Linked DNA regions of Homo sapiens: regions 1 and 3 are each linked to region 2. A link is a loop called in an ENCODE intact Hi-C map of the cell type or tissue named here. Cell type or tissue: endothelial cell of umbilical vein. All regions are shown on one strand. Each heading gives the region's core, and the rest is flanking DNA. Links, peaks and the distances in the headings are about the cores only. Region 1 has its middle 62 kb from the start of LINC02871. Region 2 has its middle 110 kb from the start of LINC01752. Region 3 has its middle 180 kb from the start of LINC02871.

What was found. Peaks named below come from ENCODE experiments on the same cell type or tissue, not always from the same donor. Only the 100,000 strongest peaks of a DNase experiment are listed, where the experiment ranks them.
Region 1: a loop joins it to region 2, with 2.6 times the contacts of the local background. A loop is called at or near these places in 4 of 110 quality-filtered maps.
Region 3: it touches region 2 in a loop (1.9-fold over the local background); 5 of 110 quality-filtered maps call a loop at or near these places.

Annotation. Positions count from the first base shown.
Region 1 is chr20:10,958,886-10,970,030 of GRCh38, reverse strand. No RefSeq gene overlaps it. Among named protein-coding and RNA genes, the nearest start is that of LINC02871, 62 kb to the left of the region's middle. In endothelial cell of umbilical vein, for the core only: no CTCF peak of the experiment used is centred there; DNase peaks (open chromatin) are centred at 6,120 and 7,930; H3K27ac peaks cover 1,655 bases.
Region 2 is chr20:10,858,537-10,869,681 of GRCh38, reverse strand. No RefSeq gene overlaps it. Among named protein-coding and RNA genes, the nearest start is that of LINC01752, 110 kb to the right of the region's middle. In endothelial cell of umbilical vein, for the core only: no CTCF peak of the experiment used is centred there; DNase peaks (open chromatin) are centred at 4,831, 5,861 and 7,901; H3K27ac peaks cover 809 bases.
Region 3 is chr20:11,199,112-11,210,256 of GRCh38, reverse strand. No RefSeq gene overlaps it. Among named protein-coding and RNA genes, the nearest start is that of LINC02871, 180 kb to the right of the region's middle. In endothelial cell of umbilical vein, for the core only: a CTCF peak has its summit at 4,915 (motif pointing right); a DNase peak (open chromatin) is centred at 4,936.

The DNA.
Region 1 (11,145 bases), core at 3,751-8,750, 100 kb before region 2:
GAATGTGGAGGAAACTGAAAATCTGATTTACGGCTGCTTGGCATGTAAATGGTATGACCATTTTGGAAAGCCGTTTGGCAGCATCCAGTAAAGATAAAAATGTATGTACAACTTAAAACTCAGCAGTTATACTCCAACAAAATGCATGGATATGTTCACCACAGACTTGTGCAGAAAAGCTCATAGCAGCACTATTTCTAATAACCAAAACTAAGAATAACAAAAATGGCCATGACACTCTAATGGGTAAATAAATGTGGTTTATTGATACAATGAATTACTATCAAGCTATTACAATGAATGGATTGCAGCCCACACAAAATGACATGAATGTACTTTACAAACATGTTAATGCATGAAGTCAGACACCAAAGATAACATTCTATGTTATTTAATTTATGTCAGATTAAAAACATAGGCAAAATTAGTTTATGGTGCTGGAAGTCAGAACAGTGGTTACCTTTGGGGGAAGGGGGTAGTAGTGACTGGAGGACAGAATACTGAGGGGGGGGTTCCGGTGATGATATTGTTTCTTGGTCTGAGTGTTGGTTGCATGAGTGTGTTGAGTTTTGAAAATTCTTCAAGCTATATACTTATTATGCTTAGTGTTGTCTTTTCTCTGAGTTACATTTTAATACAAATTTTATATTTGTATTAAATACAAATATAATGTGTATCTTTTCTCTGAGTTACATTTTAATACAAATTTTATGTTTTTAACAACTCCATCAAAAAGTGGGCGAAGGATATGAACAGACACTTCTCAAAAGAAGACATTTATGCAGCCAAAAAACACATGAAAAAATGCTCATCATCACTGGCCATCAGAGAAACGCAAATCAAAACCACAATGAGATACCATCTCACACCAGTTAGAATGGCGATCATTAAAAAGTCAGGAAACAACAGGTCCTGGAGAGGATGTGGAGAAATAGGAACACTTTTACACTGTTGGTGGGACTGTAAATTAGTTCAACCATTGTGGAAGTCAGTGTGGCGATTCCTCAGGGATCTAGAACTAGAAATACCATTTGACCCAGCCATCCCATTACTGGGTATGTACCCAAAGGATTATAAATCATGCTGCTATAAAGACACATGCACATGTATGTTTATTGCAGCACTATTCACAAAAACAAAGACTTGGAACCAACCTAAATGTCCAACAATGATAGACTGGATTAAGAAAATGTGGCATATATATACCACGGAATACTATGCAGCCATAAAAAAGGATGAGTTCATGTCCTTTGTAGGGACATGGATGAAGCTGGAAACCATCATTCTCAGCAAACTATCACAAGGACAAGAAAACCAAACACCACATGTTCTCACTCATAAGTGGAAATTGAACAATGAGAACACATGGACACAGGAAGGGGAACATCAGACACCGGGAACTGTTTTGGGGTGGGGGGAGGGGGGAGGGATAGCATTAGGAGATATACCTAATGCTAAATGATGAGTTAATGGGTGCAGCACACCAACATGGCACATGTATACATATGTAACAAACCTGCACGTTGTGCACATGTACCCTAAAACTTAAAGTATAATAGTAATAAAAAAAAAGAAAAAAAATTGTTCGCTACTATGAGAATGCATCTGATTCAGTATAATCTGCTATAATTCTCCTTTGGTAACTTCAAGTCCATCTAGTTAGCTACTGACAAAGATCCTACAAAGCAATAGAAAAAATGTAATTATATTTCTTTTGCCCAAATCTGCTTCTGTACCAAAATAAGAGACTTCTGCCCTTGATAGAGATTTTGACAGCTCACCCATCATGCATGTTAAACAAACTCATGAAACCAACAGCGTTAATACAGCTTCAAGGGATGAAGGGAGATTTTCCTATGACGTGATAATGCCTTATCTTGTAAAGATCACCAGGGAAGGAGATTTTCCATTCTATGTTGCACAGCATCTGTCACTACATCCAAAATGGAGACAGCAACATCTCAGTCCAAAGCAACATAGCAGGAAAAGAAGACAAACCTGGACCTAATGAGAAGCAACCAATGAATCCATCATAATTTACATATTTAGCAGCCTTGAACCTCCCAGCAACTCCATGTATCTGGCAAATGGTCATTTTTCCCATTTCACAATTGAGGTAACAAAATCCTAGATTTTGCCAAAAAGTCATGCAGCTGAAAAGTGGCATAACTCAGTGCAAAGCCAGCAACCAACGATCCACTTCTCCTCCTCTTGCCAGGGCTTCTCATATGAGCCAAAACAGAAATCATATCTACACTGTTGGGATTACTCTTGAGCACCAGAGATGATTCTTTACAATATTGATGTGATAAATTTAGTGTACCTGTCCAAGCCACAATATCATGTTTCTATTTTAGAACTCAGGAGTTGGGAATATGGAAGCATTTCCTCTCTGTTTACCTAGACCATGGCCTACATGAGAAGAGAACCATTCATTGAAAGGGTCCCACAGATATTTTGGAATATAAACTTCCTGCATAAGAAATGCACAAAAACCCATGGATTTACCATATTAGATTCTATTAAAATGTTCTATAATAACTATATTCTGTAAGAAGAGAGACAACCCAACACAGGAAAATAGAGGCCCAAGGGAGGAAATATTCAACAATATTATTGAAATGTTAAAGAAGTGGTTCCTCCTGAACCAGCAGGATCAGCATTTGTTCAAATAGGAGGTTATTAGACCACATCCCACAGACTAGAAACAGAATCAGAAGCTCTGGAGGTGGGGCTCAGTCATATGTGTTTTAACAAGCTGCCCAGGTAATTCTGATGCAGTTAAAGCTTGAAAATAACTGTGACAAAATAAATAAAGCATCAGGTAAAATATTAGAAGTGCTTAATGAATAGTACAACATGTCATCCCAAGTTGAAAAAATAAAAGAGAGCTTATCATTCCATCAGAAGAAAAACACAACAAAACAAAAATAACACATGTAAGCAATAATTTATGAGTAAGAAGAAACAAGTTCCAAAACAGTAAAGGCAAGTTTGGGAGGTGTTTTAAAAACAGATTTTTGCTCACATTTTTATAATTTCTAGTTGTAAACACTTCATAAAATGCTTCAGAGGGACGAAATTATTTGGCAGGAGGTGCCTTAAATAGTAACTTCAGTGGACATTGGTAGCTATACACTACTTGTCATTACATTTCATCCCAGTCTTTTTTATTTTCACATCTTTTAATCCTCTTCCTCTTACTCTTTCTTTTTCCTCTCCTTAGTGAGGACTTTTGCCTGCCAATAGCAAGCTTAGCATAGTTGACTGCCTTCTGGAGGTCCTCGGGTTAAAAATGTTGACATCGTCCCTTAGATCCCCTAAGCAGAAAACTAATATCTACCCACCTCAACTGCAAGTGTAGCCATTAGGAAAAGCCCATCTGACTTTATTACAGTATTTTAAATAATAATTTTCAACTCAACAGAGCATTGCAAAGTGTAGGCTGCTTTCAAATACAAATTATCTTTAAGAAGTTGCAATCATGTCAAAGACAAGAATGCTGTCTTTATATTTCTAATATGAGACCTAGTACATGGGTGAACTCAATAAAGAAATCATTCAATTAATATAGGTGATTTTTCCAACTACTCTGCAAGGGAAGCAAAGCAACTATGCTCATTTTAAGGATGAGAAACAGGGTCGGAGAGGACACAGACCTTACCTTATGCACCAAAGGAATACTAAATCCAAGCATCTATGACTCAGGCCTATGCTCATTACACCACCAGTTATAGCTATAAAAATAAAATCGTTTACAACAGCATTGAAGGAAATGCAAAGCAATTGGCTTCAAATGCCCGAAATGGCTTCCCAAGGCCATGAGCAGCATGCTATGCAGTCCAGCTGGGAAGTCTATCTCACTGACCTCTTGCACCAAGGAATTCCTCTGGTTTCTATTTCTAACTTTTTCAATTGTGCAACTCTGTTCCTGGGATGGGAGATCTGTTAAAATGCTTGAGAATGTGTTGCCCTTCTCTTGAGTTAAACCATCAATCTTTGGAAAAGAGACATTTCTCATCAGCAGTCTAAGTCCTGGGCAGAACCTTTGGGCGGATATTAAACAGGCCAATAGACTAGAACTTCATAAGAACAGGATCACCCATCATCAAAGAGAGAAAACAAGCAAAGCTTGCTCGGAGAGTGATTGTCCCAATTTTAAATAGAAAAAAAAACCACTATAAACACAAATCTCAATAACATAGAAATAACCAAACCAGTGGACCCCATAATAAGGAAAATGTATTCAGAAGACCTGATGTGAGGCCCAGGAATTAGCATGTTGAACTACCAGTACAACTGTTTCTAATGCAGACTCCATGACTACCATTGAGAAAAACTAAGGAAGTGAGGTGTATAATAGTCTACATCTAGGTCCAGACTAAAAACTAAGCCAAAATCCTCAACATGTATGGCAAACGTAATATGGCAAACGTAAAGAGGACCTTTGACACCTCAAATTCTTCAATGTCGCCTACTTAGTTGACCATAATAGTTTTCCTTCACCTTCTCAGCACTGTGACCATCGCTTCATTGTTCTCACGTCATTCTTAGTCCCATCTCCTAAACTGCGCCGCCTACCATGGAGGTGGGTCCTGCAGCCTCTGTTTTCCAGGCTTCTGTACCAGCTGACTTCCACCCACATTCACCCAATGAGAGATGCTGGCAGGAGGTTAAAGAGCAGAAAGAAAGGAGAGTACAGGGCATTTCCCCCATCCTTCTCTGTCATAGGCAATGTCTCAGGTAGCAACTGTGCCTTCTCCATGGCTCTGGTTCTTGTCAGAGAGGCAGCTAAGGCTCCTGCTTTTGCTAGGTGGGCTTAGCTTCCAGCCTCAGAGACACTACCTCCTTCTTTATGCATCTAACCTCAGGAAAGATAATGGCATCCTGCTTTTGCAAATCTTTGTATTTCTTTAGCAGCTTCTATTTGGCGTCGCAGATGTTCCAGCAACTATGTGTCCAACTCTGTTTTAAATTTTTCTGGTTTCAGATTAGATCAGTTTCTGTTCTCCTGAATGACTCCTAACTGATACCTAGAGGAGCTTTATTTCAGCCAACTTGGGCATCAATCTTGGACTCCCCACCACAGCATTTCACAAAGATGTGATGGAACTCTCATCCTAACGTCCATCACCTACTATTCACCAGTTGAATCTGGCAATGTGGTTGGCCAGGTAGGTTATCTCCTTCTCTTAGCATCCCATTCTCATCTCTCCTAAAGCTCTGAAATCAGAGACAAAACACACCCCTGAGTTTTAGCCTGTCTTCTCTGACTGATTCTTCCTGTGCCTCATATCCCCAGAATCTGATGTCTAGGAATCAATTGATAAATTCAAAGTGTATAATGACTGATGCTTTTGCATTTTACTAGGGAACTTCAATGTTAATTCCAGAATGTGGTTGAAAGGAAAATTTCAACAGGGACTAAAGGATAAATATTTTAGTACAAGAGACATCTTTCTGAGGCTTCTCAAATTATACTCTGTGGGGAGCTACCTGTTATAGTTAGCAAAGAAAGGGATAAGTCTAACCTGGGTTGGGAGAAGGAAGAGTGGTGTGAGGAGGAAAGAGAGAAACTGTCCAGCTACTAAACATCAGCTGACCTTAATCGAGTACTTGCCATGTTCAAGACACTGTCTTAAGTGCTGTAGGTATATTATCTCATTTAACTCTGACATCACCATGAGGTATGTATTAATACTTTTTAGCAAATAGGGGAATACAGCATAGAAATTAGTTATTTGCCCAGATAGTATCCTTGCTAAACCGAAGAGCCAGGATTCAAGATAAAACCACAGGGCCTGCACACCACATCACCTCCTGAAAGTGAGTCAAACCAAGAAGAAATAAAGTTAGAAGTAATAAAAGCTATCATGTTATTACTAGTAGAACATAAAACACACCTTCCTTTTCTCTTTCCTTTTTTTCTGAAGTTTTCCTGATTGTCTACATGTATAGCACATGCTGTGTGTGTTTGTTTCAGGAAAAGCCAATCACTCAGTGATGAGGACACTACAGAGGCGAGTGGCTTCAGTGGGGAGACAGCATAATTTGCAGCATGGGAGGGATCTGTCCTGTTATCACAGCCTGGTGGTGATTTTTTCAGTCTTGATGACTTTGCAAGGCTGGAGACATGCTTCCTCAGGAAGAGGGAGAGTAACAGAAACATTTCCTCTCTCTGGAGACAGGATTCAGCCAAAGCATGGTAATGAGGGAGGGACTTGACTGTTGCACAATTTAACCCCTGGCTCTAACAATTACAAATTAATAACCTAAAGTATAACTGGCATGTTCTATTCACAGAAAAAAATAATAATTCATTGAGTAATTCATGCAGCATTTACTTTACATGAAAATACCAAGGAAGACACCAAGAAAATTAGTAGTTGATAGTAAGAACAAAGAAAGATGTACTAGAAAACACTGCTGTTTCTGATTTATGCTCTTCTCTAAAACACAGATGTGGGTGTGTGTTTGGGGGAGATGCATTTGTCTAAACCCTTCTGGCAAATTGACAGCAAACCCAATTCAACAGGCATTAAAAAAAGTGGGGCCGGGGGGATTTTATTGTCTCAATAGCCAATATCTTGTTTCAGGAACCGGTACATCTAGAAACTCAGATGATGTCTTCAGAACATCTTGAAATCATGGACTTTCTTGGTGGACTCCTTTCAAAAAGGACCTCACCACCACAACTCGAGGTGACAAGATAGTGCACTACAGCCCCAGACCAATTTCTTCTCCTCTTAGCAATGCCGGTGGACAGACAAGACCACCTATACCACCTTCATCCTTGACTTCCTTCCATACTTCCTACACCACCAGCAAAAGTACTGAGATTCACTGTAATTGGACAGATGTGGGTCACATGTTCATCTAGTGAGCGTGGGTCACATGTTCATCTATTGAGCCTGGGTCATGACATAACCACCTGAAACATGGGGGCAGGTCAGCTCTAATCAAATCACATGACCTGATTGTGAAGGAAGAAAGGTCTTCAAGAAACATTAATACTTTTAACAGAAGAGAGAAGAGATTCTGGACAGAAAACAACAGCAAATGTCCAGACCACCAAATGGGCAAAGGTTAACAAAATATTTTTTAACTGGGTGGGAGAAGAAGCTATAGTAACTGACAATTATTTTTGAAGGGAGGAATACAGGAGGAAAGACAGGAAAAGAGATTTAATGGCAAAGAAATCAAGTAGTAATTAATTTATTCATTTATTTACTAATTTGATAATCATTTGAGTCTCTAGCAAGACGTAACTCCTTCTATGCATAAATTTTTTTTACCTTTTCAACTAATTCCAGGGGATGTTTCCAACCCAAGGTTTACACATAATAAAATATAGGATTTCAAGTTAAAATGTTTAATAACATGTTAAAAAGGAGTGTTCTGGTGAAATATTAAGTGATTTCAGTTCTCCCCAAATGCCCTGCTCATTCCTTCTGCATTTCCTTCCCATACTTAATAGTATTTAAAAATAGTATTTAATAGTATTTAACAATAGTATTTAATAGTGTTTTTTTCAAGAACCATCCCCAAAATTAAGTTGAATTAGTTTTCTGGCAAGAACTAAAATTCTAAATCTGTAGAATTGTTTAAACATTTTTGTGAGAATTATTGAAATGTCTAAATCTTCTCAACGTTTTAAAATTATTCAGACATGAAGGTATATATTTCACGTACGTTTCCTTCATTGAGTCAAAGAGTGTGGAGTAAATAGCAAGAGAAAGGGGACACAGGGGAAATACACCTCCTCCATTCTGCAGTTGTTCTACATTTCTCTTTTGTACAATATCATTTGTGTCTCTAAACCTCAAGCAGCTCAGGGCAGTACTGTGTCTGTTTGTTTTGGCACTGCCAGAGTTATTATATGAGCCACTTTTGCTTGCTGAGTTCAAGGAACAATAAATAATAATAAAGAGAAAGGGCAGTTTGATGGCATGACTCCGTAGAAGAGGGGAGGTCATGTGGCAGTTGCCCTCCAACTGTAAAACTCAGGTTTCACACCAGTTACAGGACTGGAGGTAGATTAAGCAAGAAGGGAGTAGACTCCACTTTCTTCTTTTTAATAACACAATAATATCATGATGTCTTGAAAGATAAATTGATGTCCATGAACATGGTGTTCAAGTGTTTCTCTGCCTGGCCACAGCATGGGAGTGGCAGTGCAGCAAAGTGAGGGTAATAGCACCAACACAGACATCAATTTCTGTTGGCAGAAAATTTTGCAGCCAGGATCAACCATAGAGAATCATTTTCACTGAAAGTATTTCCCCTGTCATATTACCTTAACATTCTTCTGATTCACAGACAGCTAATTTTACCAACAATACAGAATTTGGAATGACTCTTCTCTGATTAAAAAAATCTCTATCCTGAGCTAGATTTATTAATTTCTTAAGCTGCTCTTATGGTACAATCTTATGCAATATCCAGTGAGAACCTCATGCCTTCAAAATGAAGCATCGAGAGTAACAAAGATTTTTTTAATATAACAAGGATTTTTTTAATAACCCCTTTCAGACTGGCAGGATGCCTCCGCCCTCTCTTCAATAGGTTTCTTTAATGAGGATCACTAATGACCAGTGAAAATGTTCATTGCACAAACTGCCAAGGGTTTGGGGATCTTTCAATACGTGATACAGGTGATCAGTATATCTTCGTTATGTGGATGGTGGGGGTAGACTTGAAGAAGACACATATTGAGAGCGCACTCCTCTTCTGGCTAAAGAGGAATAATTCATGCCTCTTTGCAATAAGCCTTTAAAAATTATCACTTTAAAACTTCATTTTGTACCCATCACATAGTGGGATCCAAAGTGCTTTGACTTTAGAGTTTTGTCCTGGTAGAAATGGGGCAAGAGAGAGGCTTCTCTTCCAAAAGCCCTCATATATTCTTTATATTGGTTCTGCAAGTCGGTCTTAGATATGCTTCTGATTTCCTCAGCTCTTCCAGATTTTATACAAGCTTGGGATCGAAAGGTGTCTAATGACTTTTTCTCAAAGATGTCGGTACTCCGCTTAATTAAAGGAACAGTTTGATTTAGTCATTCATTAGAGTAGAAAATTCTTAGAGATAGTTTGATCAAAGGGAGAAGGGCTATTGGGGAATTAGAAAGGTTATTGCAAAGCTAACTAGAATTAAAGTCAGGAAGCCTTCTTCCTATAAATTAGGCTGAGGCTTAGCCTCACAGATGTCCCCCCTACACCTGATGCAGTCAACACAGCACATTAATTAATCTCCTCTGAGCCAAGCACTTGGCTTCATGTGCCATATGATAACCTTTTAAAATCAAAACTGACAGAAACTGCTATGTTTCAACAAAACCATTTCCTCTACCTCCTGGGCATACAGATTAGATAAACTATATTTCCCAGCCTCCCTTGCAGGAAGAATAGCCATGTGACTGAGTCTAGCCAATGGAACAGAAGCACAGGCACTATTTGCCATTTTCAGTCTGGCCATAAGAATCTCCCAAGCAATTCTCCAAATTCCTTCTTTACTCTTCTGTCATCCAAATGTGGAGAGTCCAGCAAGGTCCGAAGAGCGAGGGAGTCCCAATATAATAAGCCTGGGTCTTTGAATGACCATGTCAAAAATCTTCCCTGGTAGGGAACATTCACATCATACTTTCCATGAACAAAAAATAAACTTTTATTGTTTTAAACTACTGAGACTAGGGTATTGGTAGTGTTTGTTATAGCAAGCTAGTGTTACTTACTCCAACAATCCTTTTCCCACCAAAAAAAAAAAAAAAAAATTTAGAAAATAGATCAGAAAAGAGGTCTGTCTATACAAAGATATTTGTAAGTGGCAGTAAACCAAACCTAGCCTGTGGACACAACAATTAATATATTTCAAAGTGTTTTAAGGAATGCTTTGCAAAATTATAGGGTGCAAACAAATGTCAGTGATTGCTACTATTATATCTAGCAGCCAATTAAAGTTAAAACCACCTACTAAATTATAAAGATATGGTGTAGCCCCATAGAATTGTCTTAATAATTCCTCTGAGTTAATAGTTTCTCCCAAAGCAGTCCTGGTTTCATCTAGTAATTAGAGTCTAGCATTAGGACTACATAAAATAGAATCTATGGGTTCACAGCTGACAATAGGAATTTACCAACTCTAGTTTATGCTCCCAAAAAATTCATGCTCATCATTAAGAGACAAGATTGGAGATCTAGTCAATCACCATTTGAAAATTACCATAGTAATAATTGTTATAATCAAGAACCATCAATGGATGCTAAAAAAAATGAGAGAAAAATTTTTGAGAAACAGTATTATCAAGCAAAATCACCATTAAGCAATGACCACAGTAATAACTGTTGCAAGTAAAATCCATCAATAGATGCTATAATTGATGGCGAAAGTTTCAGGAGAAATAATATATTTGCATAGTCTCAAAGTATCTCCCCTAGGATATTGATCAGTTCCAAAAGGGGAAAATAGTAACTTTATAGTGGAGAAACCCAGCAGACACTACTCAGCAAAATGAGCAAGGTTAACATCACCAGCAATAAGCTATATGAACATGATGTTCCCCTGATATCACACACTGAGAACACATTGTCACTTCTGTGGCATTCCTGCCGCAAATGCATAACCTCAATCTAATCAAAAGAATACAGAACACAAACCCTAATTGAGAGAAAGTCTACACAACAAATAACCCGCACTCATTAAAGGTTTCATCATCATGAAAGACAAGAAATGACAGTGAGAACAACCATAGGTTGGAGGAGACTAAGAAGATACAACCTTAAAAAAAGCAATGTGGGATCCTGGAATAGAAGAAAGTATTAGGGGGAAAACCGATGAAATTCCAGTAAGGTCTGTAGTTTTGTTAAAAGTATTATACCAATGTTAATTTTCTCATTTTGATCATTCCATTTTGTTTTTGTGAATTGCTAACGTAGGGGAAGCTAGATACAAGGTATATTGAAACTTGGTATGACTTTTGCAACTTTTCTGTTAAGTCTAAAATTATTTCAAAAACAAGTGAGGGGAGATATTTATCTACTCTCAACATATCTCCTATGAGATATTTAACTACAAAGAGGAAAATAGTACCTTTACAATGGAGAAGCCCAGCAGTCACTAACCCTCATCAAGTGACCAAAGTTAATATC
Region 2 (11,145 bases), core at 3,729-8,728:
CGGTAAGGGGAGGTAAGTTTTCAAAATATTTTTTCGTAGATAAAAATCACTTGGTTAAAAATTCTAAAAGTATTAAAAATAAGTATAAAACCTTATGAAAGTCAATCTCCTGCCCTTGGGCCCTAAGGATCTAGTTACCCTACCCTCTGAAAACCCTGACAACAAATGTTTGGTTATCAGGACATCTTATGTAATCTTTAGAGATAATTTATTTGTATGTGTGTGAGAGAGAAAATGTGTGGGCAAATGTATAAACATATGTATACATATCTTATCCTACTTTTTTACACAAATGGTAGTTTCCATCTTATCTACCACTCTATCTTGCTTTTTCCACTTAATGTATTTCAAATACTATTTCATTTCAGTGTAATGAATGAATCATTTTCTATTCTTTTTTATAATTGAATGGTATTTCACTGTGAAGATATCCTATAATTATATAGCCAGCCCTTTATTGAGAGCCATTTACTGCATCAATCTTTTGCCAATCACTAGAACAATGAATATCTTGGATATATGTCAAGTCATGTTTATGCAAGTGTATCTGTAGGAAAAGAAAATATGGATTCAGCAGGTCAAAAAGGATTTGTAATTTTGATAGATATTGCCAACTTGTATGGCAACAGGTAAGGACATTTTTTCTATAGAGGGCATGAAAGCAAATATTTTCAACTTTGCAGGATATACAGTCTCTATCACAACTACTCATATCTGCCATTGGCGCACAAAAGCAGCCATAGACACAAATAAAGGAATGCGCATGATTTTGTTCCAATAAAACTTAAGGCATGAAATTTGAATTATACATAATTTTCATGTGTCACAAAATGTTTTATTTTATTGATATATACTTACAGTATACAACATGATTGTTTTCATACACATATGTATAGTGAAATGATTAACATGTTCAAGCAAATTAACCTATGCATCACCTTCCATAGCTACCTTGTGTGTGTGTGTAATAAGAGCACCTAAAATCTATTCTTAGCAAATGTTCAATATACAATACAATACAGTACAGTAAAATACAATACAATACGATACGATACAATATTATTTTGATTTTTTTCAACTACTTAAAAATGGTTCTTAGGTCTTGGGCAGTACAAAAGCAAGCAGCAGGCTGAATTGAGCTCACAAGCCATCGTTTGCCAACTTCTGCCATTTACATCCCCACTATTTGTATTTGAAAGCCTGTTTGTGCCAATACTGTGGCCAATACCAGGTATTACCAAACTTTTGAATCTTTGCCAATTTGACAGGTGAAATTGTATCTCAGTTATGCTTTGCTTTGCATTTCTCTTTTTTAAAGCAATGTAAATGATCTTTCTTTGTAAATTTCCCTTTGTATAAACATGACTATTCTATTCTTTTTCTGCTATTTGTTTGATATTGGTCTTTTTCTTATCAGTTTGTATGCCTCCTTTAAGAGTAGAGAAATTCACACTTTGACAGAATTGCAAATATTTTTCCTGGCTTGTCATTTATCTTTGAACTTTGATGTTGGTGTTTTTCACCAGGTGCAAGTACTTTATTTTTAATCAATCTTTCATTTTATGACTTATGGCCTTTCCCTCCTCTGTAATTATAAAATAATTTTTGTACGTGTTTGTATTTTCAGTATTTCCTTTTTAACATTAAATATTTTCTTCATTTGGAACTTATACTGTAGGGTGTGATGTGTGACTTAGTTGTCCTCATTCCCTGATTAATCTTTCTTTACTGATTTTAGATGTAAACTTTGCCTTATATTAAACTATTGTATGTATTTAGGTCTATTTCTAAACTTTCAATTCTGTTCCAATGATGTCTTTTTATTCTTATGCCAATACCATGCTGTCTTAATGAGTTTTTATAAGATTTAATAATAGGATAGTCACTTCTTGCTACCCTTCTTTTTCAGAATGTTACTAATTATTCTTGATTATTTACCTCTCTACATAAATGTTAGAATCAGTCTGATTTTTTCAAGTTATCTTTTATGTCTTCATATCTACACTCCAAATTGTTCATCCATGTCAAAATATTTTTTACAAAACAACAGTTTATGACCTTACATGTAGTAAAAGTATCAGCTTACAAAGGGAAAGTGGAAATTACCCAAGGAAAAATGCTAGTCTGAAACACCTAGACATGAACCCTCACCAGGGAAAGATGATATAAATAATCTAACCCACACTAATTCTTATAATACAAATTGTTCTTCTCCATTTACTGAAAAAGAGGAATTGGCTCTTATAGCACTTAACATAAAAGAATTTCCTAATGGTAAGAGGATAGGTGGGTGGGTGAATGGCCGGATGAGTGGGTGAGTGGGTGGATGGATGGATGAATAGATAGATGGATGGATGGATTGATGAATAAATACCAGATTACGGAGGGAACTTGAATCTCTGCATGTCTTTTGTCCATTCCTCACATTGAATCAAGCATTAATTCAATTCAACAACTTCAGGATTCCACTACGGCATATGGAAAAACAAAATATTGGTTGGTTTTCCTTCTTATTTTCTTTATTAATGGAACAAAACTCAAAGCAAATATTTAAAACTAAGATTTATTAAGGAAGAATGAATGTTGTTCTCCAGTGCTTTCTCTACTGGGGTTTCACCTTAATTGATCTTTCTCCCAATGGACCATAATCCAACTGGCATAAAGTGTTGCTGCAGATGGAGAGAGAAAGTAAAAAACTTGATTTAAACCACTGATTGATTTTATATTTCCTAGCTGGCCTGTGCCATGTGTTATAGAGGGCAATGGAAGGGGTGTGTGTGGTTGGGGTGGAGGTGGGTGGATATTTGGTTTGCTGAATTTTAACGAGACCATTTTGGTTTCCCCATGAAAACTAAAACATGAGCCCAGTTCACTGCCATATCTCCACTGGAAACCCAGAGCCCAACACAGAATCATTGCTCCAGCTTCTTCAAATTCAAGCCACTATCATATTTGTTAATCTCCATTGCAGTTGTGTTGGAAACTCCTTGCACTAAAAGTAAATTGGCTCAGGTGGAGTTCTATTATAACCAGAACTCTCCCTGATGCTTCCATTTGCGACCCAAACTCTACAGTCATCCTTCCAGAGTTTGCTCTGCCTCAGAGCAGACCATAGTAATGAATGGTAAGAAATAGGAAGAGGCAAACTTGGCCAAGGAAAGGATTTTTCGATGCCCCAGGATGACTTGTCCTTCATTAGAGGGTTGGAAGCACATGCTGTAACTTCCATTCTAAAGATGTGGACATATTAGGACCAGGATTCTTTACTAAAAACGCTTGCAACTTCTCCCTTAGGACTTTTTTTCTGGAACAAAAGTGTTAGGAAGTTAATGCCCTCAAAAGCAGCCCTCACCCAGTGACTGATGGCAACTGGTGGATAAATACCCCAACTTCCTCACCTCCCAGATGAGTTCACTCTGAGGCACATTTTATACACTGATTTCTAGAGTTCACCACTGGGATTTTGCTCCATTTGTCCATGTTGGTATCTTAATAGCACTTCCCTGACTGCCTTCCTTTCCCTTCCTGTCTCACTTTCCTGCCCCTCTGCTAAAGTTTCCTAGAATGACCTCCCTAGTAAACTACTTGCTCTGGACTCTTTCTATCTGTGTCTGCTTCTGGGGAAAACTCAACTAAGACAGACTCTGTAACCCAGTACAGGGCTCTGTACACGGATTACTCTTTTTAAATTACAATACTCAAATAGTCAACACAGAAAAATTTGGTGTGGGTTTGTAATGGAGTTGAGAAGTGAATGCATGTTATGAGGATGGGTAACTCCTGTCTGCCCCTTCTGACCCTGTTCTCTTCCATTTTATTGCTCACTCATCATTGCCCAAAGGCTCCAATCCAATCAGGCTGCCCTGTTTTAGAAGTCCCAGACACATATGTGCATTCTCACCTCCGTGCTTTTGTGCATGCCATTCTCCACATCCGAAAGCCCTCCTACTCCTCTTCAACCTGTCCAGATGGCACCAATCCTTGAAGACCTGTCTCAAGTTTTGCCTCTTCCAAGATGTCGCTTGTGTCATCGCTAAGAGAATCACAGCATGGGTAGCCTGTTATTCACAACTCACCACTTAATCATAGGCTTTTGTATAGCTTTTAACTACTGCACGTGTAATTGTTCTTGTCTCCCTAATTAAAATGCACTTTCCTTGGGAATAATCACCACACTTTGTACCTCTCTACTCCTCCCAGGGCCTAAAATAGTCTGATAAACACAATTACTTGCCAATGTATGATTTATGCTTTTAAGTAATAAAACAACATGTATGTGTATGACCAATAGTAATGAATCATTTTTAATGATCTTCAGAAAGGCCTCTTTCCTCTTATGCAAATTGCCTGGCAGACAGTTATCAGAGCATCCTTCTTGGTGATCCTTTCCAGAAGTTCACAAAAGACAACAGGCCACAGCAACACCTTGGTTTATGCACACAACTTCCCCACGCTGCTTTAAAGGCATAATAAAAGATAATGCTTCTCGCTTACAAATAAAAAGTGCTTAAATGTAATTTTGACAAAATGTGTCCCAGGGGTGATTGAAGTCTTTTCCTCTCTGTTGTGATTGTAACTGTTATAAATAGACAACCGTAAGAGATTCAAAAGGGGAAACCTTTTAAAGGCTTACTCCAGGGCTTGATACCCTCCCCACTTTATTTTTCTTAGCCCTAATGCTGAAGGAAAACAAACACTTATCGACATACTAATGGTGTTTATTTCCCATCTGTCTTGGAATGGTGGCAATGTGCCAAGCCCTGAGACAGTTCACCACAGCGCCAAGTGAGCTGAAGGCAGCCCCTCCATTCACTGTACCCATGGCTTCCCCTTTGGGGGCCATGGAAAAGTTCAGGATCTTGAATTTATTTTCCCCACCTGTTTCACACTCTGTACCTTTGCCACACCTAAGCCAATTTTCCCAGGCCCGGTGTAGATCAAATCACTTCCATTCTGCTTATGAAGTCACAGCCACCTTCATGCCCCTCTAGAAACAGGTCCATTGAAGTCAGTCGAGGAAACTCAGAAAGGCTCTTTGCTCCTGCTTTGCCCAGAGTCTGATTCCCAACTGCTCATGCCAGAGCTGCCCTAGCAGGGAACAGGAAAGCTGTCGGCCGTGAGCTGGAGCCACACCCACCTCCTCACCTGTACCACACCCTCTGCCCCGTGCTGCACCAGCAATGCCTGGGGAGCTGTGAAGAGCTCCACTCATGTTCCACCACAAGGCTTTTCATCTTCCAGCAAGTCATCCCTTACCAAAGCAAAGTTCAATCGTCCTGTTCAGGTGGGAGGTCCCTGAAAGATCCCAAGAGAAGAAGTGAGCATTTCCTGCTGTTTTTCTGTCTCCTTTCCAAGCAGCAAAGCATACAGAGGAAGTAGCTCTACTTTCTCCTCTCCTTTCTCCAAGTCTTAGCGTTTTTGGCACTGACATGGGAGCCTACGCCCAAAGCAATCATGTCTACAGCAAGATTATGCTTCGGTGGTGATATAATTCTTAATGGCACCTCAGTATATCAGCTGTTCCAGTGCCTCTTATAATCCACTGCAACTGAAACCTCCCAAGTTCTTGAAAATGGACTTCCTCATGGTGACTCTAAAAGACAAGCAGTAATTAGGTAACAGAATCTAATATCCTTTTAGACAAAGTTCAACTCACTTGTAAGGGGCTTTTAGTGATTGGAGTGAACAGGCGGCCCGTCTCTATTTTTGCTTAAAATCCTCTCAACACATGAGAGTCATAAAAGGATATGGCTGAGAAAGTTTTAGTTGCAATCATTCGTTTCATTTGTTTAGAACTGCTTTTTTTATTTTTTCAAATCCATTATTTTAGTTGATTTTCAGATGAATAGGCAGGATGACTTAGTAGTTAGGAATGCTGGTTCCAGATGCCTGCGCTTGAATCCTGGCTCAAAGCCTTCCTGGCTTTGTGACATTGATCAAGTCACCTACCTCCCACCCCATGTCTCTACTTTCTTATCTGTAAAATGTGAATAGCTTTTGTACATACCTCATAGAGTTGAATTTTTAATGTATATATGTATATATACATTATATATAGATAAATATATATATATATATAGAGAGAGAGAGAGAGACAGAGAGAACACACACATTTGGAACTATGCCTGGAACATAGCAAGTGCTAAATAATTATTCTAGTCAAGAGCCAAGAAAATAAAAGGTTAGCAGATTCCATGCCTAGCCTAAGCAATTCCTTCAGTGAGGAGGTCAGATATTGTCTTAGCTTGGGCTCCCTCAGAAGCAGACTCTGAGAGCAGCATTTGGGTACAAGTAACATACGTGGGAGCTGAAACCTCCGTAGAGGTAGGGAAGGAAGGGAGGCCATTAGACTGTGTTTATGAGCAGTTTACTTCTGCAGGAAACTGGGCACAGTCTTACTTGGGACCCTTGAAGTGACTGTGCAGAACATACCACATACTACAGAACTGTCCCTATGAGGCTGAAGGGAGCTGGGGAATTTATTACCAATTCTATCCCTCATTGTTGAGAGCTATCTCTGGGACTGGGACTATGCAACAGTGTCTTCCAGACTGCTCCATGCATAGGTGAAGCATCCTCGGAGGATCATATGCATTTGGGCTTAAGGATGCAGAAAGCCATCAGCACATACTTGGCCTATCTGCAAGTGACTTCCTGGTATGGCCAAAGGAATATGAGCAAGACAACGACAACAGTGAATACAGGAGTGCAATGCAAGTCTTAAAGTTCCTTGACCATCTTGTGCATTCAGACAGAACCAAAACCAAAGGAACCCACCCAGGGAGGACCTATCCTAAATTAATTTCTGGAAAAGGATACTGTACCATCTTTCCCGGTAACTCATTCCAAAGCTTATCGGACTTTATAACATCTCTATTTACCATCAAAATCCCTTTGGGTGAGATCTTTTCTTCTACATTAATTTCCAACGGAGAGAAAGAAAGAGTAAGGCTGACAATATATTTTCATTCATAAAATAAAAAGTATAAAAAAGGACATGGCATGGCTTTAGACCCTGCTAGGTATGCAGAAAAGAATGTTCTTTGAGCTTAAATGTTCTACTCTAAAAATGTAAAAACCTATTTGAAAATGCCTACCTTCAAATACGTTGACCCCTCTGTACAGGACACACTCTAGACATATGCTTCCAGAGTTGTATTTTTGGAAATACTAAAGTTTTGCACAACTATCTTCAAGTTGACAAGTTTACACTTCAAAGACAGAATGCACACCTGAGCCCTTGAAGGCAAAAACCAAACAAAAGTCCTTAACTTTTATGAAATACCTTCTTTCCACTCTTTCCCATTCTTCCAGAGAGAGCTTTCATTTTATCTTAACATCCTTCTGTCCAAAGGCAAAAAAAAAAATTCCCAAATCAATTCATAAAGGCAAGAACTTTTATCCACCATCCATTTCTAAATAAAGAAGGAAGGAATACCAAAGCAAAACAACCATACCTATTATAATTGCTTTCTTTGACTTCTAGCCAAAACTTCTTAATAGGGACAAGATACGGTAAGTGACAAGGAGATGGTAGAATCTGGCTTTTATTTAGAATGTTGGTTAAGCCCATTTGCAAGTAGGCATCTTTACATCTTTTCATGTGGAGGGTTTATTTTCTCTATATTTGGGCAGAGCCCGCTGAAGTAACCAAAAACCACTACCTCTGGGGAGGAGCTGTGATGTAGACCAGAGAAAGTCTTAGTCAAGGTAACTGAGGCCAGAGATCCACAATGAAACTGTACTGTATTATTTCATTTTTCAAACTTACACATTCTCCTACACCCTTTTCTCTGGATATGATTTATGTTCAGTTGATTTTGTTACAGGTCTGGAATGTTTACACAAAGGCTTAATAGACATTTACTTTGGAAGTTACATTGTGAGATAGAATCAAGGAATTGGCCCATTGCCGAAGTCAGAATGGGAGGCCACCTGGAAGTTAATGATCACTTTGCAAAGACCAGGGGCCTGTAACAAAAGGTTCTAGAAAAGTAGAGACTTCATGTAATAACACACTGTACTCAGACATCCATCTTTGGAACGACTGAAGAGAAACCAATGTTTCATAGAGACATCTACCGATAGAGACGTCCAGGACACAATTACTCAATACTTTCATACTTTAATGTCATATTTTGTGCTCTACTTTACAGTTTATATATGCTTTTATGTAACATTTAAAATAATGCTATCCAAAATGATTCCTATAACCCCATTTATCAGATAATCTGCTTTACATATTTCATTCATGCTGAGTTTACCTTTGAGGCAAATATAAAAGAATTATGACTTTCACTTTAGAGATGAGGAAACTGAGACTCAGAAAGGATCAGCAACCTACTTGCTCAAGATTACATCATGCATAACTGGCAAAAACCACAGTCCCTTCAGTAATTTCACCACTATTCTACGGTTGTTTTGTTTAAGCTATTACTTTTTCTATGATTCAACGGTACCCACAAATACTTATCAAGAAGCATTAACATCACCAGCCTGAGCATAGTGGAGGATAAAAGTAAATGTAATCTCCTTGAGATTATAACCTAATTTGGGAGAAAGGCCTATTTCTTGAAGTGGCTTGTTTTTATATTCAGCGATTTCTTTCTAAGAAATTCTCTGTAATACACAGTGCATCGACAACTAAACAAGTTAATATATGTTAAATCCTTCCATATGGCATAGTATGAAAAAGAATTAATGCTTTAAACAAAGTGCTCAAAGGAATGCTTTTTTAATTTTAGTTTTTATTTTAAGTTCTGTTGGAGGATGTGCAGGTTTGTTACATAGGTAAACATGTGCCATGGTGGTTTGTTGCACCTATCAACCCATCACCTAGGTATTAAGCCCAGCATGCACTCTCTGTTTTTCCTAATGCTCTCCCTCCCCGCACCCCACCTCTCAGCAGGCCCCAGTGTGTGTTGTTCCTCTCCCTGTGTCCATGTGTTCTCATTGTTCAGCTCCCACTTATAAGTGAGAACATGCAGTGTTTGATTTTCTGTTTCTGCATTAGTTTGCTGAGAATAATGGCTTCCAGCTCCATCCATGTACCTGCAAAGGACATGATCTTGTTTTAAAGGAATGCTTCGTAATAAAATGATACTTGACAGACATCTGAAGAAGGTAAAAAAGCAGTCTATGCAGGTATCTGGAGAAACACCAGTTCAGAAAGAGCAAACAGCAAGAACAAATTTCCTGAGGTAGAAATATGTTTGGCTTCTTCACAAACAGCAAGGAGACAAATTTGGCTATAGCAAGACTAGGAAGAGATTGTGTAGAGGAGAGATGAAGGAAGCCTGTTCATGTTGGACCTTATATGCCATAGGAAGGGATTTGACTTTGACTCTAAGTAAGATGAGATGCCCTTGGAAGATTTTGAATAGATGAGTGACATGGTCTGGCTTTTGCTTTAAAAGGAATCATCCTGGCTTCTTTGTGAAAGAGTATAGAGGAACAAAGGCTGAAACAGAAATACCAGGCTTGAGAGATGGCAATGGATGTGGTGAGACATGGTTGGATTCAAGATGTATTTTGAAGATAGTTTTCATGGGATTTTGTGGTGAATTGGATGTGAGGTGGGAGAGAAAGAGAGGAGTCAATGATTTCTCCAAGTTTTTTCAGCTTGAGCACCTAGAAGGATGGAGTTGCCACAGCTGAGATGGACAAGACCAGGGGTGGAACAGATTATGAAGGTTTAATCAGAAGGTCACTTTCTATCTCATGAAGTTTGAGATACCCACTAAATACCCAAGTAGGGGTATTGAAAAGACATTTGAATGTATAAATATAGAGTTTAAATGAGAGAGCTGAGATGGAGATATAAATTTAGGCATCGTAAGATATTTAAAGCCATGAGACTGAATGAGATCATCCAAAACATGAGTGCGAGTGGAGAAGAGGGCCAAGATCTGAACTGAGAGTGGGAGAGCTCAACTTTTAAAGGTTGAGGAGGTCAGGAGAAACCAACAGAGAACATCAATAAAGGAGTCAGTGAAATAGGAAAAGAATAAAGAGAAAAGAGAGGATATGTCCACAATAAAAGATTTATGAAAGAAAGCCCATTGTGGCTTAATTCATAATACCCCCAAGATGAGAACAACACAAATACCCATCAGCAGGAAAATAAATAACCAACTAATGGGATATAAGTCTTACAAGGGAATAATACTCAGCAATGCAAAAGAATAAACAATTGCTACCCACAACAACACGGATGACTCTCCAGACATAACAAACCAGATACAAAAGAGGACCAGCCTGGCCAATATGGTGACACCCCGTCTCTACTAAAAACACGAACATTAGCCTGGTGTGGTGGCGCACCTGTAGTTCCAGCTACTCGGGAGGCTGAGGCAGAAGAATCGCTTGAACCCAGGAGGCGGAGGCTGCAGTGAGCCAAGATCGTGCCACTGCACTACAGCCTGGTGACAGAGCAAGATTCTGTCTGTCTTAAAAAAAATAAAAATAAAAAAAAGGCGTTCTTATTTTTCCACAAAATACCTAATGTAGATGATGGGTTGATGGGTGCAGCAAACCACCATGGCACATGTATACCTGTGTAACAAACCTGCACATTCTGCACATGTATCCCAGAATTTAAAGTACAATAAAAAAAATTAAATATATATTCTACAGTAAAAAAAAAAAAATAGCACAAGACTAGTGTAAATTGTCTTTGCCCATGAAGAGCTTACTTATCAGACTGAAAATTGGAAATGCACAGATTTCCTCTTTGGAACAAGAGGACTAAATTATTATCCTTTTACACTCTTTCTACAGAACATCCTCTTGCTCTGCCTCCGACCTATGACTATTTCAAACAATTGTCTCAGCAACTGCAGCCCCAGGTCTGCTCTGCTAGGCCACTGGCCCCTAAGTACCTTAGAGGACACAGGAGATAATGTTGAACATGTTGTCTTGGTAACCAACACTTTTGCCTGGTGGCCCTGGCTCCATCCTCCTCTATACCCTGCTCTTGCAGTTTCCACTGCACCCCAAGGTTGGAGACCTGACCCTTCCAGCTCCTCTCTGCTATGCCCTCCAGTGATTGTGCTGTGCCTCCTCCCCCACAAATTCCCCTCCCCCTCGTACGTTTCCACCCTACTTCTTATTTTGAACTTGCACAGTTGTTTCCACCTCATGTTT
Region 3 (11,145 bases), core at 2,427-7,426, 340 kb before region 2:
ATGGGAGAGAATACACTGATGGGTAGCTGGGAGTGAGAGGTCACTTAGCTCCTCCCAGAATCTCTTAAAGCCACCCCAATTAAACACAACCTAAGTAAGTATTGTGTGTTTACAATGCAACCACAGCCTCTGGAAACTAGAATGCATTCGACTGTATTGAGACAGTGAATTTGTTTTAGATAAACAACTCTGGGATAGGGGCTCTTGCTGTTCTGCCTTACCTCTGGAAGGGTACAGGAACTGAAGGGACGAGAGGACAAACCCGAAGTAAGGGAACGAGTGGGAAAGTATGGAAGCAATTATTACAAGCTGAGATGAGCCAGGGAATCAAGGACTAGAGAGCCCATCTTGGCTCATGAAAATGAGCAAACTCAGTATGACGTTGGAACTGCAATCCAGAAACAACAATCTCAACAATGCGACTGGAGTGTTATTCTAATTGAAATATATAAAAGTACATCATCATCCTCCTCTTCAGCTAATTGTTCCAAAGCCATCTATTACCCAACTGTGTTGGTAGAGGAGGATTTGATTTAAGAAGACTCAGAAAACATTTAAAAATTGTGTTTGAATGGAATATGGTAATAAGCCTTTTATGTGAGAGCATCAAATAAAAGAAAGCAGCTCAGTTATGACATGTCCTGCATTTCCTTTCATTGAATGCATCTGAAATATTTTGAATTTTAAATATAGGATAAACATAATTTCTTCTAAAAATAGTTTTTGGGTCTTAGTTTTTAAGCCAGCACAAGTAAATTACTCTGTGTAAAGGTTGAATAAACCCAAACTCTTGCTTCTATCTTTAAACAGCATATACTATGTACTAAAGCTCTCTGAAAGAAAAACAGGTGAGCTGCTAAGTTGAGATCCTACAACAGATAGACTCCCATCGAGATATCATCAGAGAAGCAGCAGCAGCAACAATATTAAAAATCTCAGGAGAAAAATTGAGTTAATTTTAGGTCTACTTTCAAAAGTTAAGTGCTTTTGAAAATTTACTGATTCTCTGATTTCAGAATAATTCTTCCTAGTAAATAGTTAGATAAAACAGCATTCACAGCTAGCTCAAGTCTGAATACCTCCTAAAATAAAAGAAGAATATATTATATAAATCCTTCAGTTTTCTAGAGCACTTTCACCTATATTTGTTCCTTTGTTCTTCAGAACTACTCTGATGTGTGTTCACAATGGTGGCAGGGCATCCTTTCAAGAAATGTTATTCCATCTCTTCTAATGTCCTCAAATCATGTTTTCACCATAATGGATGATGCCTTCCTATGTGAGATATAGCAGAGGTAGAAATGCCCTGTCCCAGTGGCTCCCAAAATTTGTCTGTACTTTAAAATCACCTGGGAAACGTCAAAAAATATGATGTCTCTGTCCTGCCCCTGGAGATTGTGATTTATTGGTCTGGGTGTGGCTTGGAGTTGGAATTTTTAAAAGATCTGTAGGTACTTCTAATATACAGGCAAGGTCAGGAGCCAACAACCTAGTCTCTTTGGATCTCATTTTCCAGACTTGAAAACAGCATGTGTGGGTGGAGTTGAAAGGGCTTGAAGGTGTCGGGTAGTCATTAAAGAGTTTCCTGAAGTAGGTTCTGGAGAACTCTGGTCTTCTCTGAACCATGTGAGGAAACAAAAGGGGTTCTCTGATGAAATCACTTTGGAAAACAATGTGCAAACTACATTGGTTGAATACATAACAATTGTCTTAATAAAAGAATCAAACTATCAACCCAGAATCAAGAGTGCTGGCTCAATTTCTACCTCACCACCGACTAATTATGAATCACTGGATGTCATTTACCTCACCAGAGCTCAGTTTACGCATCTGTAAAGAAATGGGTTGACCAGATCTCCAGTGAGATGCCTCATACTTCTAACATTCCACAAGCCCTGAACCAGAAATCTCTGAGATCCCATTTATTTTAGGATCCCAGGAGTCAAAGGGAACCAATGATCTTATCTAAGCCACTCAAGACTACAATATGGGGGGTATTCTTAATTGGTCTAATTTGCAATGAATCATCATTAAGCCTCTAGGCAATGTAGCTGCAGACTGTGATTCTTCCTCTAGTGGTTAAGACTCATTTTATTCCTGAAAGCTTTTTAAAATATTATCTTCCTTACTGCTGCAAATAATGACAGCAGAGTCTCAGACAGGCTGATTCATAGCTACTGTTTCTCAGCCTCGTAAGTACAGACGACAATCGACACAGGCCTTCTTGCCTTTAGCTTTCTTGCTGCCAGCAGACTGTCTGGACTTTGCCCGGGCCGACATTGGGCATTAATGAATGCCGCATTCACTCCACTGGATATCCGAAGTGACTAATGCATGGAATATTTGGGCTGCCTTCAGTACATTCAATGTCCTCTTATGCCATCTACCCATTTTCCTCGTATTAGGCTGGAAACAAGAATAACTCATAAAATACAGCAAGGCCAAAAGGAATTTAGTGGCAGGGAGGAGAGAAAGTCTAAAGGCCTGCTTGGTCCTGTACACCATCTATATACTGATGACTTGTCAGTAGAAAGTTTGGGTGAATTGTGTTTCCTCTGAGCCGATCCTTTCATGAAGTCTTGCAAATTATTAAAATACCTATAAGCTAATTATTTATTTTGAGAATAAAGGGCTGCCCTTGATGCCTTAAATCAGCTCTTGACAAAGCATGACCCATGGGATAAATTCAGCCTGTAGACTATTTTAGTAAACAATATTTTATTGGAATACAGCCACACTCACTTGTTTATACTTTATCCATACCTGTTTTTGCTCTAAAATGGTAGAGTTGACTAGTTGCAACAGAGACTGTATGAACTGCAGAAGCTAAAATATTTATGATCTAACTGATCATTGTTTTATACTTTATATATGTCATTTGGTATAGACATATTTTTTATTCACTTATTTCTTGCTTTCTTCATGCAATCAATTAATTATAGGTATTTAATAATGAAAGCAATTAAGTAAATATTAAAGAAACAATACAATAAGAAACAACAAATTAAGTTTCTGTCCTTTTAAAACATACCTAAATATCGATAGTCATCTTATTGCAATCATTTATCTACAAAATCTTTTAGAACTTCACTCTTATGTTCTTATATGCTTGGCCTTCAGGGAAAAAAAAGAGAATTATGTACATGACCTGCTCATGTGCTCCACTATATTATGCCAATCAAATAAAATATACATAAATGGTAAAAATCACCCAATCTAAAGCTAAAGAGAACCATTATTTCTGGTCCTTCCTTTCTAGTCAATGTCATAAAACTAGAGTTGGTGATAAATCTAAGTTTTATAATATGCAGGAATCTTTCCTATTAAGCTATCATAATAATATATGCATATATATGTAAATGCACATATAAACAACCCATAAACATGAATATTTGTGGTATATTTCTAAATGTTTCAACATGTTAGGTATTTTGCAATTTTTCTCTCTTAGGATAACTGTTGCCAGAATATGTTTTCTCTTTTTGTAGTCTTAGCATGGACAAAACAAGTAAATACATGAGAGGTTTGGTCTGGGATTTACTCACTTAAGGGGGAAGAAAAGATTCTAGTTGTAATTAAGTTTTAAGGCAGGTGGAAAATATACCCTTGTTCAACCATCTCAATCCTGGGCACTTCTACCCTGAAGCTGTGATGTACATTGAAATCAAAATATGGTTGATTTTGAAGTAAACATTTTTTTTCCTAGCACACAACAGCAAATCTGACACTTAAATATGTGAAAAACAGAAGCCAGAACAAATTCAAAATAAATATGAGTTACTAACAGTTATAGATTAGGGAGTTCTGTTTCCACAAATCCTTAGCAAGGAGTATGCTCACAAAGCATGTAATTACACTAACAACTAACATGATAGATTTCTTAGACTCAAGATCACACAACAAAGTAATAATAATAACAATACTTATATCTCTGGGGCACTGCTTTTCTACTGTTGGGATCTAAAATTCCTAAGTCAATATCTTATTTATTTGCTGAGAACCAACCCTTTCACTTTTCTAAATTATTCCATATTAGGATTTCATGAACTAGTAGATCAGGTTACTACTCCTTATAGAAAGCTGCTGGAAAGTGCTAACTAAAGTGCTGGAATTTTAATGCCATATTTTAGTGGAGTAAGTGCATGGTAGAGGAAGATTAATTAGGTTTAAGACAGAAGGAGAGTCCAATTTAATTTTGCCCCATTACTCAACTTGCCTGGAAATTATACTTAGTGTGTGGGATTCTTCCCCCGAGGGGAATAGCGCAGAGCCTCCTTCCTACCCTGTCAAGCACAGGAAGCTGTGTAGTCTTTCTGTGCTCATTCTGTTCTATGCCCGCAGAGGTCTGTTTGTGCCAGGACAGCTTTGCAAGGCAGTGGAAATCCTTTTCTGGCACAAGATTTGCAAGATGTGGAATGGGCCTGTATGGTTAAGATACGTTAGCATGAAAATCCAGCTTTGACTGAAAAGTCTCAAAGAGGCTTAGGCTCCAATTCTGTGTCAGGAGGGAGAAGCAGAGAGAAATATATTGTCACATTCCAGTTATTTCCAAGTAGATTCTTGCCTTTGCAATTCCAGTTTAGCCAAAGAACTTCCAGAGCTGAATAAGGAAATGCTCCAGAAGAAACACTATGCCAAAAATGCACCTTCCTTCTTCCCCTCTCAAGTTCCATGTTTATTAGCCCTGGAAAAGCCCTCTTTTTACCTATTGAAATTCTTTAAGCCCCAACTCTAACTCATTAATCCTTCCTTAGTCCTTTTCAATATCTCGCCTTTAAATTCTTAGAGTATACAGCCTGTGCCACAGAACTTGGCAGTGAAACTCCACAGCTTTACACCTTCCAACCTGCAGACTTTGAAAGACAGAAGCAAAACTCTGTGTGAGGTCAGACTCATCAACTGTGCCTACCAACAGAGGGCGTAGCAGTTGGGAAAGTGATCTTACGAACCAACTTCCTAGTATTTGCTGGAGGATATTCTAGGGTTTGTCACTGTTCTTAGCCTGTCTCTCATAGTAGAGCACAAGCTTTTGAGACCTGGAAGTAATCTTTGTTAATAACTCGATTGTGTTATGATCTACAGTTTCACTTCTGGTCTCCTTTCCCTTCCAATGCTTTTAAGTCCTCTGTGCTAACTCTAATGCCAGGTGTCACCCATAGGCACAGTTCCTGAGCTAGTCTGAAGAACCCTGGAAACACTATGGTTCCTTGACAATAAGATGCCTTAAACTTTAAGATAAACTATCAACCTAGTAATAATGAAAAATAGCATTGCATTAAGTGTGCTTATTGATTATAAAATGAACTTCAATTTTTAAAATATTCTGTTGTGTGTGTGAGAGTTTTTTTTTTTTTAATGGTCACCATAGAACTGATAAATAAGGCCTATCAGGAACATCACCACCAAATCCAGTGAAACTTGGAACTGAGTTGCTTTGATCACAGATGGACTTGTGGTCGTGAGTCCCCAGGGTGGTAATAATTCTACCTGCTGAAATGTGAGGCCTTGTCTCAAGCATTACAATGGACTATTGGGGTTTTACTATTATTAATACTGCTTCCCTATAAAGCTAGATTTTCTCTTTGAATCCTGACTTGATTTAGTGAAGTTTTGTGCCTTTTCAGCTTGCCATGATCTTGTTCTTTTTTCCCTACTGGTTCTGTATTTTCCTCTTATAGGATTAAGATAATTTATGCAAATGGGCTAGAGTCCCCAAAATATAAAAAGACTTTTACACAATCATCTCTAAAGATTTCATTGTATTTCATAGTATATTTCTATCACTTATTTAATTAATGTCTTTGTTGCTGGACATTTATAGTATATGCCCAAATATAAACAAAATGAAATAAAAATAGATTTCTCATTTTTCAAAAAAGTGGATTAAAAAAAAACGATGTTTTGGCCCACTTGTCTCCATTTTTTTAGCTGTTCATCAATAGTTTCACACTTGATTTGGCCCAGTTTTCTTTTTTGAGTAAGTAACTATGTGGAATGTGTTTGTATGTCAAGGTCGCTGTTGTTATTGTTTGCATTTAGGCATAATTCCTTTGCAAACTTACCGAGAATTGAGACTACGAAGTAAAAGTATATGAATATATTTAAGGCCTTTTACAATTGTTTCTAAAATTTAAACCACTGTAGGTTCCCATTAAGTGTATATAAAAGTAGTAAGATGAGTCACGTTATATTTTTCTAAGATTGTTTTCAAGTTTTTTCTGAAATTTCCATTTTATTTGCAAGAGTGTTCGTAATATCTTAACAATGTCTGCATTATGTGTGTGATGGCCTCCTTGTCTTCCTGATTTTGATTATTTGGGCTTTCTTTTTTTTCCTTTTCTTAAAATTAATTTTCTAGATGTTTTAAAATTTTGTGTTTTCAATGAACCAAATTTTGGCAATGTTTATCTTCTCTGCCCTATTTTTATCATTTGAACTACTTTATTCTACTTTGTGAAAGTTTAGTAACTCCTTGTAATGAATGCAGATATCATTTGAATATTTGTCCTCCCCCACATTTCATGTTGAATTGTAATCCCCAATGTTGGAGGAGGGGCCTGGTGGGAGGTGACTGGATCATGGGAGTGGGACCCACATGACTTGGTGCTGTCCTCGTGATAATGAGATCTCCTGAGATCTGGTCATTTAAGTGTGTGGTGGCTCCGACTTCTCTTGCTCCTCCTCCTATCATGTAAGACACCTGCTCCCCCACCGCCTTCCACCATGATTGTAAGCTTCCTAAGGCCTCCCCAAAAGCAGATGCTGTGCTATGCTTCCTGTACAACCTGTAGAACTGTGAGCCAATTAAACCTCTTTGCTTATAAATTACCCAGTTCCTGGTATTTCTTTATAGCAGTGCAAGAACAGACTAATACAAATACCTAGTTTGTGCATTTCAGCCTCTTTTTTACTGTATTGATTTTTCCTTGCAATTCTATTAACTACTGAGCAAGATAATATGCTAAAATTCTGAGTGGTTATTTTTGATTCATTTGTTCTTTCAATTCCTGAAACAGATGTGTTAAAAGTTTCTTATATGAGTGTAGTTTTGCCTATATATTCTTTTGATTCTCTTATTGTCCACGTCTTCTTGTGGTTCCATCAATTTTTGATTTATATGCTGTGAATCTCTATCATTAGGTGCATGGATATGTAAAATCATTACATCTTCTTGTGAGTTGAAGTTGTTATCATTATAAAGTGACTATACCTTTTGCCTTAAATCTATTATGTTTAGTATTACTATTGCAACACTACCTTTCCTTTGTTTTACACTCAAATAATACATATTTGTCCAAGCTTCTACTTCTGTTTTATTTTTATTGTTAGCTCCAGGGACACATAGGATGTATACTACACAACTTCAGGGAACACCACCCTCATAAACTAGAACATGAATTCCCCACTTCCAGTGATTATGGATGTACCGGATTTCACAGGAATTTTCCTTAATCCAAGCTAATATTCTTTACTTTTAATTATTCAGTCTATTTGCATTTAAATCAGTCTATTTGCATTTCAATGATTACTAACACGTTTGTGTTTAAAATATACCCTCTTGATTTTTATTTTTCTCTAACTATTCTATTGTATTTCCTTTCCCTCTTGTAATATTTCAGTTTGAATGTTTTTATTCTAATTTTTAAATATTAATTTGAAAATCATACAAGTTAAAACATTAGTATACATCAAAGTAGAAAATTAATCAATACTTCAATTTTCCCTTAGAAAAGACAAGGTCCTTAGAACATTTCAACTCATTTTTATCACATTCAAGTAAATCTGTTAATGTTGTTTTGGATTTAAATTCTGTCTTAATCTTTAATACCTTATTATCATGTTTAATTATTGTTATTTTGTACATTTTATTAGACTTACCCACATATTCACTTTGTTCTCTCTTCTTCATTCCCTGTTCACTTTGGATCTTCTCTCTGGATTCAACTTGATTCTGCCTCAAGAACATTCTTTACTATTTCTTTTAGTGTAGGTTTGCTGGTGGCAAATCCTCTCGCTTTTTGTTTGCCTGAAAATAATCTAAATTTCTTCTTCACATGGAAGGTAACTTTCACGGGATATAGATTTTCAGGATGACATTTACCTTCTTCAGCACATTAAAGTCACCATTCCATTGCTATTGGCATTCACTGTTGCTATTAAGTTAGCTGTCAGTCATTTCTTTAAAGATAATCTGTTTTTCTTTTGTCTATTTTCAGGATTTTTCTTCTTCATTAGAATTCTGCAGTTTCATGATAGAATGATTAGGTGTAAATGTCTTTCTATTTACCCTTTTAGAGATTTATTAGCTTTTTTTAAAATCTCTAGATTCTGTCCTTAATCAGTTCTAGAAAATTTTTATTTATTTTCTATTCAAATATTATCTCTCCATTATACTTTTATTCTCTCCTTTATGGAATCAAATTAAGGGTATATTCGTTCTTCTCAATCTATCCTTTTTGCCTCTTGACCTTCTGTATTCCATCCACTGTCTCTCCATGCAACATCCTAAATAATTTATTCTAACGTTTCTTGCAGTTCTAATTCTTTCTTGGATTGTATCTAATATGCATTTAAACTTATACTTTAAACTTTTAATTATTATATTTTTTATTTCTAGAAATAACACTTTTTAATTTTTAAAAGGAGTAACCAATGGGATAGAAATATTACTTTGAAAAATATGCTAGATCACTTAAACTTTTCTATTCTCTGTAAACATTTTCAAATGTGGCTTTAAATCTTTAAATCTAGCAAACAGATTGTTCTATAATGTGTCTACTAATTCTAGAATGTGACAATCTTGGAATTTGTTTTCTTTTCTTTCACTCTTCATTTTTATTTTCAGTTTTCTGCTGGTTCTTGCTCACAGTTCCTTGTTTCCGTGGGTACTTGGAATTATTTGACGTTGTGTTTCTCATTTTATTTGAAAATTATTTTTTAGAAGTATTTTAAGGCTATGACAATGTTATCCTTCTTTAGTCAAAATGAGTATTATTTCTTTCATCTACTCATTGTTACTACCAATGCTGATACTACTCTAAATTAAAATTAACTCTGTGTGTGTGTGTGTGTGTGTGTGTGTGTGTGTGTTTTCTTTTTTTCTAAAGAGGCACCAAGGAATTGCAAATTTGTTGGCAAATCCATCTAAGTTCCACCTTATTTCTTCTTCACTTTTGTTCTGATGGTACAATCCTTTAACGCCTAACTGAAGTTGATGATTCCTCAGCCTTAGAAGGCTCTGAGTTTAATTTATTTCTCTTTTTTCTCCTCAAGGCTAAAGTTCCCAAAACCAGTGTTCACATTTCTCAGTTTTGACAATTGTCTTTATGGTAAAATCAAACTTTGTTTTCTATCTTTTGAGTTGCATCTTTCTCTACAATTTCTATCTTATGAGTTATTTAACACTTCATATTAATCCTTTAAAAATATTTTATTCAGAATTTTAAAATTATTTTTAGCAGAGAGATTAATATGAATAACCTAACTTTCAGTAGAGGTACTCCAATTAAGCTCTTCACAAGTTAACAGCTTTACTCCTTTTCTTCTTTCCTATAAGTGACCTTTGATAGCTTTTTATTTGTCTTTTCTTAATAGCTCTTCAAAAATGGAATAGATTGCTTCCTGAGTGAATGAACTATGAGCCATATAACATAATCACTCCTTGACTGATAAGATCTCAGAGAAATCATAAAATAGGTTTGTATCATAAACAAAAGGTTAAACTAAATGACTTCTGAAATGCTCCCTCAACATAAAAAGGAGATTCTCTTTTCTACCTTAATATTGATTTCCAATAAACTATATTTTCTTTTTACACATTGTAAAAAGAAATGAGAACCTATCACTTCTCTATTTCATTAATATTTCTATTTGATTTTACTTTCTATTTTGTCTTGAATAATTGTCCTATTTAAATTCTTTACATGTAATTCTTCCTCTTAAACTATTTTGTAAATGAGGAATGGCTTTATGTGTACATTTTAAATCTCTCATAACCTCCAACCACTATATTTATTCATTATTAGACCTCTGTAAACGGCTGCATTGTATCTGAGTTGAAAATATTCATAACAAATGATCAAGGCATTGATTTTCCATGTGCTTCACACATATAATTTTATCTAATCTTCATAAAAACTCTATGACATGTAAGTTGTTATAACTTTCATTTTATAAATGAGAAAATTAAGGAATATGGAGCTAATGTATCCAGACCCAAAACAGAAAGTGGTACAAACTGGGGTTTGGTTTCAGGATGTTCGGCTCCAGAATTCTCATTTTTAACCACTTCACTATACTACAGTTTCAAAAGTGGTTGAGGTAATTGCTTAACTAGTATTTTCAAAATAATAATAGTAATAAAACAATGAAAAATGGTAAACAGCAGTTAAAGAGAATCAGGCCTTTTTGGCAATAGAATGGAAACATTCATTCCTTGTAGTCAATACCCTGTTTTGTGCATGTTTGTGTGTGTGTGTCTGTGTTTGTGAGTGTGCATGATGGTGATGTTTTGTCTCTTTTTCTTTAACCATTTTTTCTTGTAAAATCATATTTTCTCATTCTATTATTCTTACTGTGCTGTGAAAATGACTACGCAGGAAGGCCCTATGCCCCTTCCTGACTGCTGCAGCCCCACTTTCTCTCCCTCAATGTCTCCTGAATGACATTTTCTGTGCAGTTCCAGCAGTTCAGCATGCTCTAATCTTGATAACACCTGCATCAAGAATGGAGGGAGTGTGCTGAGCCAGGCCCAAGCAGGCAGGCTTTGGCTATCAATGCTTCCTCTAGAAGCTGGCTTTTTTTTTTTTCTGGCTTATGTATTCTTTTCCATTTCTGGCCTCATTCCTCCTTGCCAGCCAGTCCTCCCTCTATTCACATGTCATGTGGATCCTTTATTGATCCACATGGACAGTTCTTTATTGGACAGTTCTTGTTAGTTGCATGATCATCATCGATGACAATAGTTCTACCAGGCCAGTAAGGTTATAGGATTGCAGTCTTGCCATGCTCCACAAACATCGAAGTGCCATTCTGTTGCATGTACAATAGCCAAAGTTTGCCACGATTCTTTTTGACCACAGATGAATTCCAGGGAGGTCCTTGTTGAGTAGAAAATGAGTGGAGGCTCACTATGGGTAACCTCTC